Regions from separate parts of the Homo sapiens genome. Here region 2 is linked to region 1. Evidence: chromatin contacts called from ENCODE Hi-C or POLR2A ChIA-PET data. All regions are on one chromosome and are shown on one strand. Each heading gives the region's core, a stretch centred on a gene start or an enhancer-like site at or near the end of the contact. The rest is flanking DNA. Distances are from core to core; before and after follow the strand shown. Region 1 holds the start of NCBP3 (nuclear cap binding subunit 3). Region 2 holds the start of PSMB6 (proteasome 20S subunit beta 6).

What was found. Hi-C counts contacts between places; a loop is a spot of excess contacts on that map. ChIA-PET counts read pairs that join two places held with the same protein, here RNA polymerase II (POLR2A). Pooled maps may share reads with other maps.
Region 2: a loop to region 1 is called in a pooled map, with 4 times the contacts of the local background. The contact joins the promoter of PSMB6 here to the promoter of NCBP3 in region 1. A Hi-C loop is called at or near these places in 4 of 50 pooled maps. POLR2A ChIA-PET finds 5 or more read pairs at or near these places in 2 of 52 experiments (HEK293T and endothelial cell of umbilical vein).

Annotation. Positions count from the first base shown.
Region 1 is chr17:3,843,336-3,847,693 of GRCh38, forward strand. It overlaps NCBP3 (nuclear cap binding subunit 3), which reads right to left and starts at 2,911. Exons shown (of 13, transcript NM_001114118.3): 1 at 2,706-2,911. The coding sequence starts at 2,888. RefSeq lists silencers at 2,610-2,899, 3,080-3,199.
Region 2 is chr17:4,793,588-4,797,438 of GRCh38, forward strand. It overlaps PSMB6 (proteasome 20S subunit beta 6), which reads left to right and starts at 2,577. Exons shown (of 6, transcript NM_002798.3): 1 at 2,577-2,709; 2 at 3,141-3,208; 3 at 3,851. The coding sequence starts at 2,608. RefSeq lists enhancers at 2,336-2,934, 2,361-2,890.

The DNA.
Region 1 (4,358 bases), core at 1,661-4,160:
CCCAGGCTCACGCCATCCTCCCCCTCAGCTGGGCCCTCAGGCATATGCCACCATGCCCAGCTAATTTTTTTTTTATTTTGTAGAGACAGGGTCTCCCTATGTTGCCCAGGCTGGTCACCAACTCCTGGGCTAAAGCAGTCCTCCTGCCTCAGTCTCCCAAAGTGTTAGGATCACATGTGTGAGTCATCACAACCAGTCTGGTTCTTTCTGTTTTTCTGTTTGTTTTTTGAGATGGAGTCTCACTCTTATCGCCTAGGCGGGAGTGCAGTGGCACAAACTCGGCTCACTGCAACCTCTACCTCCTGGGTTCAAGCGATTCTCCTGTCTCAGCCTCCTGAGTAGCTGGGATTACAGGCATGTGCCACCACCGCCAGCTAATTTTTTTATTTTTAGTAGAGACGAGGTTTCACCATGTTGGCATACTGGTCTCAAACTCCTGACCTCGGTGATCCGTCTGTCTCAGCCTCCCAAAGTGCTGGGATACAGGCATGAGCCACCACACCTGGCAAGTCTGGTTCTTTTTGAATAGCCACTCTTTTCAAAACCCTTCCCCACCCCTGACAACCTTTTATTAAGAAGCCCCATCCTAGTGATTCCATGGTATCAATCAACCACTCCAATAAGAAGATCAGAGCCTGTCCAAAAACTGAAGTGATTCCATCAACTCCAAGTATCCATGTAAAGAAAATCTAAAGGCTTTTGTGGAAAATGTCAAAAGATAAGGCACAGTCACTTAGCTCCCCAACCCAGTCTGAACGAATTCCTCATGCCCAGCCACCAGGTGGAGCACAACCCTCCACCTCAACGCAGAAGGTCCAGCCTCACCTAGAACTCCTGAGGCAAATACAGCACAGTGCAATGCAAAGGGGATGGGATTTGGAAACCAAGCGAGGACTGAAGCCTCAGCTCTGACAGTCACTAATTACAGGACACTGTATAGTTTTCTTGACCTCTCTGGGTCTCAGTTTCCTCTGTGGTATCTACCTGCCTTCCTGACCTCTTTTACTGCCCTTCCATTAGTACTACAGAAGTTTCCAACAATCCTGGACCCATCCCAGAGCCTCTGTGCTTGTTACTGGCCCTGCTGGGGGAACTCCTTTTCAATCTTCACAAGATTGGCTTTTTGTCATTTAGAGTTTATATGGAACATAAACTCCAGGAGGGAGGTTGAGCTTGATCAAGCACCTAGGGCTGTGCCTTGGTACATAGCGGGGGATGCAATAAATACATGTTGGCCGGACGCAATGGCTCAGGCCTGTAATCCCAGCACTTTGGGAGGCAGAGGCGGGCGGATCACCTGAGGTCAGGTGTTCGAGACCAGCCTGGCCAACATGGAGAAACCCCGTCTCTACTAAAAATACAAAATTAGCCGGGCACGGTGGCACATCCCTGTAATCTCAACTACTTGGGAGGCTGAGGCAGAAGAGTAGCTTGAACCCAGGAGGCGGAGGTTGCGGTGAGCCAAGATCAGGCCATTGTACTTGGCTACTCAGGAGGCTGAGGCAGGAGAATGGCTTGAACCCGGGAGGCGGAAGTTGCGGTGAGCCGAGATCGCGCCATTGCGTTCCAGCCTGGGCAACAAGAGCGAACTCCGTCTCAAAACAAAACAAAACAAAAACCATGTTGAACTGAATGACTAAAGGGATGATAACACCTGCTTCACAACTGCAGTAATATTTATTTATTTTGGTTTTGTTTTTGAGATGGGGAGAGGGGAAAGGGGGGACCTCAAAGGGGTCTTGCTATATTGCTGAGGCTGGTCTGGAACTTAGACTCCTGAATAGCTGGCACTAAAGGCGTGCACGGCCAGTATATTTAAGTGACACAATATAGTGAATGGTAAATGCTACTATATTAGCTGTTGTTAATCATAATTATAACGTTTGCCATCTCTAGCGATCATACTTTAACCTTTCTCCATAACTTCAGTCTAAATATGTTGACATGTGGTCAAAAGTAATTCATGTTAGGTGAGAAATTAAGAGGAGTCATCCAGGCCTGAAACCAGCTCTGAGAACTGGATATACAGCCACCAAGTCACAAGCAAAACACCTCTCACCATCCCCAGCGCGGTAAAGGAGGGACCAAGGATGTCTATTGGTCGTCTGCTAGTTTGCTTTCATTAAGAGTCAGATGCTGGGGCCACGGTGTAGGTGTCACTGGAGCTGCGGGGGGGGCAAGATGACCCCGAAGTCACGACAGAAACAGTGAGTTTCTGCTGCTGACAAGTGCAGCCCTCTCAAGACAAAGAGCGAGTGCCATGTTTCCCAGATACAAATTCCTCCGGGGCAAGACCCACAAGGAGACCTGGTTGCTGGCGCCACCCAACAGCTCCTTCTGGGCTGCCCCTGGTTCTGTTCCCGCCCAGGGCTCCCCCTTTATCTCATCCTTCCAGCCCCTCCTCACTCACCTCCTTGCACAGCGCGGCTCAGAGGGGGCAGCGGAGGGGGGTCCTCAACTCCCTCCCAGCTCTCCGCCACCACCCCCCAGCCCCCTCAACACCCATTTCCGGCGCCCCGGCGTCCTTTCTCCCGCTCCGCGTCCCTCCTCCAGCCCGGCGTTCCCGTTCCCAGGACGCTGGCTCCCTCCTCTCCCGCTCCCTTGACTTCCCCGGCTGGGGCTCCGGCCACCGCCCCTTCCGGCCCCCTCCGGCGCTAGACACTAGCCCCGCGACCTCTTCCTTACCCCCCGACCCCCGCCCGTACCGGGATCAGTTCCTTGAGCGAGCGCCGCACAGGCACGATTTCCAGCTCGCCCTCCTCCACCTCCATGGGCTCCGGCTCGCCACGGTCAACACCGGACTCCGCCTCAGGGGACGGGAGCCCCAGGGCCGGCCCCGCCGGGGCCTCCGCCTTCACCGACACCCGCAGGCCCCGTACGGCCGCCATCGCTGCCTGCCGGCCGCACCACTGAGAGCCCGCCCCTCACGGCCGCCGGCTAGAGCGCCGCTGCCACTGGCCACAGAGGAGCCGCCGCAGCTACCTAGAGCGTCGCCGGCTTCGGCCCAGAAGGCCGCCCTTAGCGCCGCCGCCCCCTGGTGGCGGGAGAAAACCGGGCCGGCTGCGCGGGCGGGACCTGGGGAGGAGAAGGCGGGACTGAGCGGGGACGGGGGCGGGGCCTGCGGGAACTACGGAGCTTGGAGGAGACCGGGGTAGTCAAGGGTTACAATGTAGCTACGCCTTGAGGCTAAAGCTGTACTAAAAGCCAACTTTCCTGAGTGATCACTATGGGCCAGACACTTCCAAGCGCTCGAACCCTTAGAACAACTCTATGAAGTAGATCCTATTTTGACCCCCATTTCATATATGAGGAAACTGAGGCATAGAAATTGACCCAAGGTGACGCCATTTAAGGGATAAAAGCTGGATCTAAGTCTTCCAGAGTTTACAATGAGCCTTGATATATCACCTCTGGACAATCTGTAGGTTTATAAAGTTACTTGCCTTGCCAGTCTTTGTCTCTTAAAAGTCTCCCCAAAATTGGCCCATGTTACATACACAAAAATTGAGACTCCAAGAGGGAGAGACCTGCCCAAAGGCCAGAACTTGGACGCCGATTTCCTGACTCCTGAGGGTGCCATCCACTGTAGACCTGTGAGCATAGTTTCCGGCGGATATTTCTAACGAGAGCCTGGTGGGGGAGAGGGGTTGTCTACGCGTCCCGAGGGTGTCACTGATCAGCTGCTGTTCTGAGTCCTGATTTTCTTTTTCTTTCTTTCTTTCTTTCTTTATTCCTTTCTTCCTTCCTTTCTTTCTTCTTTTCTTTCTTTCTCTTTTCCTTCCTTCCTCCCTCTCCTCTTTCTTTCTTTCTTTCTTTTTTTTTTTTTTTTTTGTAGAGACAGGGTTTCACCATGTTGACTAAGCTGGTCTCGAATTCCTAACCTCAAGCGATCCACCCGCCTCGGCCTCCCAAAGTCTTGGGATTACAGGCATGAGCCACCGCGCCCGGCCTGAGTCCTGATTTTGCATCTTCCTCCCTGGGTAACCTTGGACAGGTTTTTGGGTCTGTTTTCCCATCTGAGGAGGGCATAGGTGAGACCCTACAGTCTCTGAGGCCCTGAGGCCCTACCAGCTCTGACCATGGAGGAGCAAATAATGATAAACCAAGGAAGAGCATGGTCAGCATCAGACACACCTGGGTTTCGAGCTGGCTGGCCGGGCCCCATCCACCATGTGTGACCTTAGGCAAGCTGCTTAGCACTTTGGAGTCTCAGTTCCTTCATCAGTAAAATGGACCATTACCTACCTACAAAGGAGGTTGTGAGGGTTAAATGTGATAATTTATATGTAGATACAGGGTCCAACAGAAGGGGTGCAGTACATCACAGTTTTTCTTAAATTTGGGCTAAACCACAGGAT
Region 2 (3,851 bases), core at 1,327-3,826, 950 kb after region 1:
AAGGAAGGAAAGAAAAGAAAAGGAGAAAAGAAAAGAAAAGAAAAGAAGTACTACAAAGCTACAGTAATAGAGACAATATGATACTGGCATAGGATAGACATATAGATCAATGAAACAAAACTGAGAATCCAGAAGTAAGTCCATACATGTATGGTCAATGATTTTTAACAAGGGTGCCAAGATCATTCAATGGGGAGACAGTCTTTTTTTTTTTTTTTTTTTTTTTGAGACGGAGTCTTGCTCTGTTGCCCAGGCTTGGGAGTGCAGCGGCCCGATCTCGGCTCACTGCAAGCTCCGCCTCCTGGTCTCAGACCATTCTCCTGCCTCAGCCTCCCGAGTAGCTGGGACTATAGGCGCCCACCACTACACCCGGCTAATTTTTTTTTTGTATTTTTAGTAGAGGGGTTTCACCGTGTTAGCCAGGATGGTCTCAGTCTCCTGACCTCGTGATCCGCCTGCCTCAGCCTCCCAAAGTGCTGGGATTACAGGCGTGAGCCACTGCACCCGGCAGGTCTTTTCAACAAATGGTGCTGGAACAACTAACTGACTATCCATATGCAAAAGCATGGATTTGGACTTCTACTTCACATCACATACAAAAATTAACTCAAAATGGACCACAGACCTAAAAATGTAAGAGCTGGCACTATAAACTTTCATGCTTCAAAGAACACCAATGAAGGACATGAAAAGACAATCCAATGGGAGAAAATATTTTCAAATCATGTATCTGATGTTTCTAGTACCTAGAATATTAAAAAGGACCCTTACAACTCAACAATAAAAAGACAAATAGAGCCAGGCACAGTGGCTCATGCCTGTAATCCTAGCACTTTCGGAGGCCGAGGCGGGAGGATCACCTGAGGTTAGGAGTTCGAGACCGGCCTGGCCAACATGGCGAAACCCCATCTCTTTAATAAAAATACAAAAATTAGCCGGGCATGGTGGCGCATGCCTGTAATCCCAGCTACTTGGGAGGCTGGGGCAAGAGAATTGCTGGAACCCGGGAGGCGGAAGCTGCAGTGAGCCGAGATCACACCAGTATAAAAAGACAAATAGAGGCCGGGCGCGGTGGCTCACGCCTGTAATCCCAGCACTTTGGGAGGCCGAGGCGGGTGGATCATGAGGTCAGGAGATCGAGACCATCCTGGCTAACAAGGTGAAACCCCGTCTCTACTAAAAATACAAAAAAAATTAGCCGGGCGCGGTGGCGGGCGCCTGTAGTCCCAGCTACTCGGGAGGCTGAGGCAGGAGAATGGCGTGAACCCGGGAAGCGGAGCTTGCAGTGAGCCGAGATTGCGCCACTGCAGTCCGCAGTCCCGCCTGGGCGACAGAGCGAGACTCCGTCTCAAAAAAAAAAAAAAAAAAAAAAAAAGACAAATAGAGCTGGGTTCAGTGGCACACACCTGTAGTCCCAGCTACTTGAGAAGCTGAGGCGGGAGGATCACTGGAGCCCAGGAGTTCGAGGCTGATATAGTGCACCATGATCCCATCTGCACTCCAGCCTGGGAAACACCGCAAGACAAACCCACCCCACACACACACCCCACCCTCGTCTCAAAAAAAAAAAATTAAACCCCAAAAATATATTAAACAAAAGACATATCCCAATTTTAGAATGTGCAAAGAACTTGAAAAAACATTGCATCAAAAAAGACATACAAATGGCCAATTATCTCATGGAAATATGCTCAGCATCACTAATCATTAGAAAAATACCAATGAAAACCACAGGGTACCACTTCACACCCACTGGAATGGCTATAACTAAAAAAATGCACAATAACAAGTGTTGGTGAGGATGTGGAGAAATTGGAACCCTCACACATGGCTTGTAGGGATGTAAAATGGTGCAGTTTCTGTGGAAAACAGTTTGTCGGTTGCTCAAAATGTTAAACATACAGTTATCATAGAACCCATAAATTCCTCTGCCAGCATATACTCCTAAGTATATAACTAAAAGAAATGAAAACATGGTGTGGTCACTTTAGCCCAAAGACTCTCAGGTTTATTTTGTGGGCCCTTTGGACTGTAACTCCATAAGATCGGTACGGCGCAAGCCACTAGGACTGTTTTTTGTTTTGTTTTGTTTTTGCTTTTGTTTTGAGACAGTCTTGCTCTGTCGCTCAGGCTGGAGTGCAGTGGCGTGATCTCGGCTCACTGTAACCTCCGCCTCCCAGGCTCAAGCGATTCTCCTGCCTCAGCCTCCCCAGTAGCCGGGATTACAGGCGCGCCCCACCACGCCCGGCTAATTTTTGTATTTTTTAGTAGAGAAGGAGTTTCACCATGTTGGCCAGGCTGGTCTTGAACTCCTAACCTCATGATCCGCCCGCCTCAGCCTCCCAAAGTGCCGAACGGTTTTTGGGTTTTTTTTGGTTTTTTGGGGGGGGGGTTTTGCTGACTTTCTTGTTTTGTTTGTTGCTTGCCACGCTGCCATCAAGTGCTCACTGTCGCAAAAGAACCGTCCCCATGCAGTACTGTACTTTTCTTTTCCCTTCTGCCGTCAACCTCGGAGTAGCTTCGCTCCCAGAAGGCCTCAAAGCGCGACCAAAGAGCGTGACAGAGCGCTTTACGACAGTTGCTTTGAGGCAGTACCGGAGGAGAAAGATGGCGGCTACCTTACTAGCTGCTCGGGGAGCCGGGCCAGCACCGGCTTGGGGGCCGGAGGCGTTCACTCCAGACTGGGAAAGCCGAGAAGTTTCCACTGGGGTGAGGAAGGAATCGGGGTTCATAGGACGTGCACAAGGCCTGACGCGATGGGAAGATAAAGCCTGAGTGGGGTTGAGAGATCTGGCAGGGGTGGAGAGGAGGTGGAATGTGTTGTGCTCCAGGAATGGGGAGAGGTACCCCGAAGATGGTGGAGTGGTGCGGTAGCTTCGTAGTGGGAGGTGGAGGGTGGGCTGAAGTTTGAAATTCTGAAATCCTGCGAGGCTAGTGAGGATCTTGGGCTTAAGTACGGGATGAGTCTTTTGAGATTTGAGGGTTGGCATTCTGGTATTCTGCGGGGTGCTGAGGCCCCTATAAGATTTGAAAATGGTTCAGCGACGGACAGATTTTGTATTTTTGGAACTAGGTAGAGAGATCATTGAGGTTTGTGTCTGCTGGAGAATGTAGACTTACTCCTTTTTCCCTTTTCCCAGACCACTATCATGGCCGTGCAGTTTGACGGGGGCGTGGTTCTGGGGGCGGACTCCAGAACAACCACTGGGTGAGCTCAGGACAGATTTGTGAAAGGTCTTCCCATCTTCCTTTTCCTTTCCTGCCTGCCAGCCCACCCTGCCTGCCTCCACAGACCACTGTGGGAAGAGAGGTTTCTTCTCTCTCTGGAGATAAAGATTTGTCCCAACTTTTGTTACTTTCAGTTCCCCTCACTCGTTAGTGGAATCCTTACAAAAGTCTGTTCTCCAGCCCGCTTCAGTTTGGATGAGAATAAGCAATACTGGAGGCCAGGCACGGTGGCTCACGCCTGTAATCCCAGTACTTTGGGAGGCCGAGGCGGGTGGATCACCTGAGGTCAGGAGTTCGAGACCAGCCTGGCCAACATGGCGAAACCCCGTCTCTACTAAAAAATACAAAAATTAGCCGTGCGTGGCGGTGCGTGCCTGCAGTCCCAGCTACTTGGGAGGCTAGGGCTAGAGAATCGCTTGGACCCAGGAGGTGGATGTTGCAGTGAGCAGAGATCGCGTCACTGTACTCCAGCCTGGGCAACAGAGCGAGACTCCATCTCAAAGAAAAAGGAAAAAAAGGCAATACTGGACATCCTATCCCTGAGCCCTAAGAGAGTGGGTAGTGATGGGATGGAGGTGGAAGACAGGTGGGCTCCTTTCCTCACTATTCTGCCATCCTGCAGG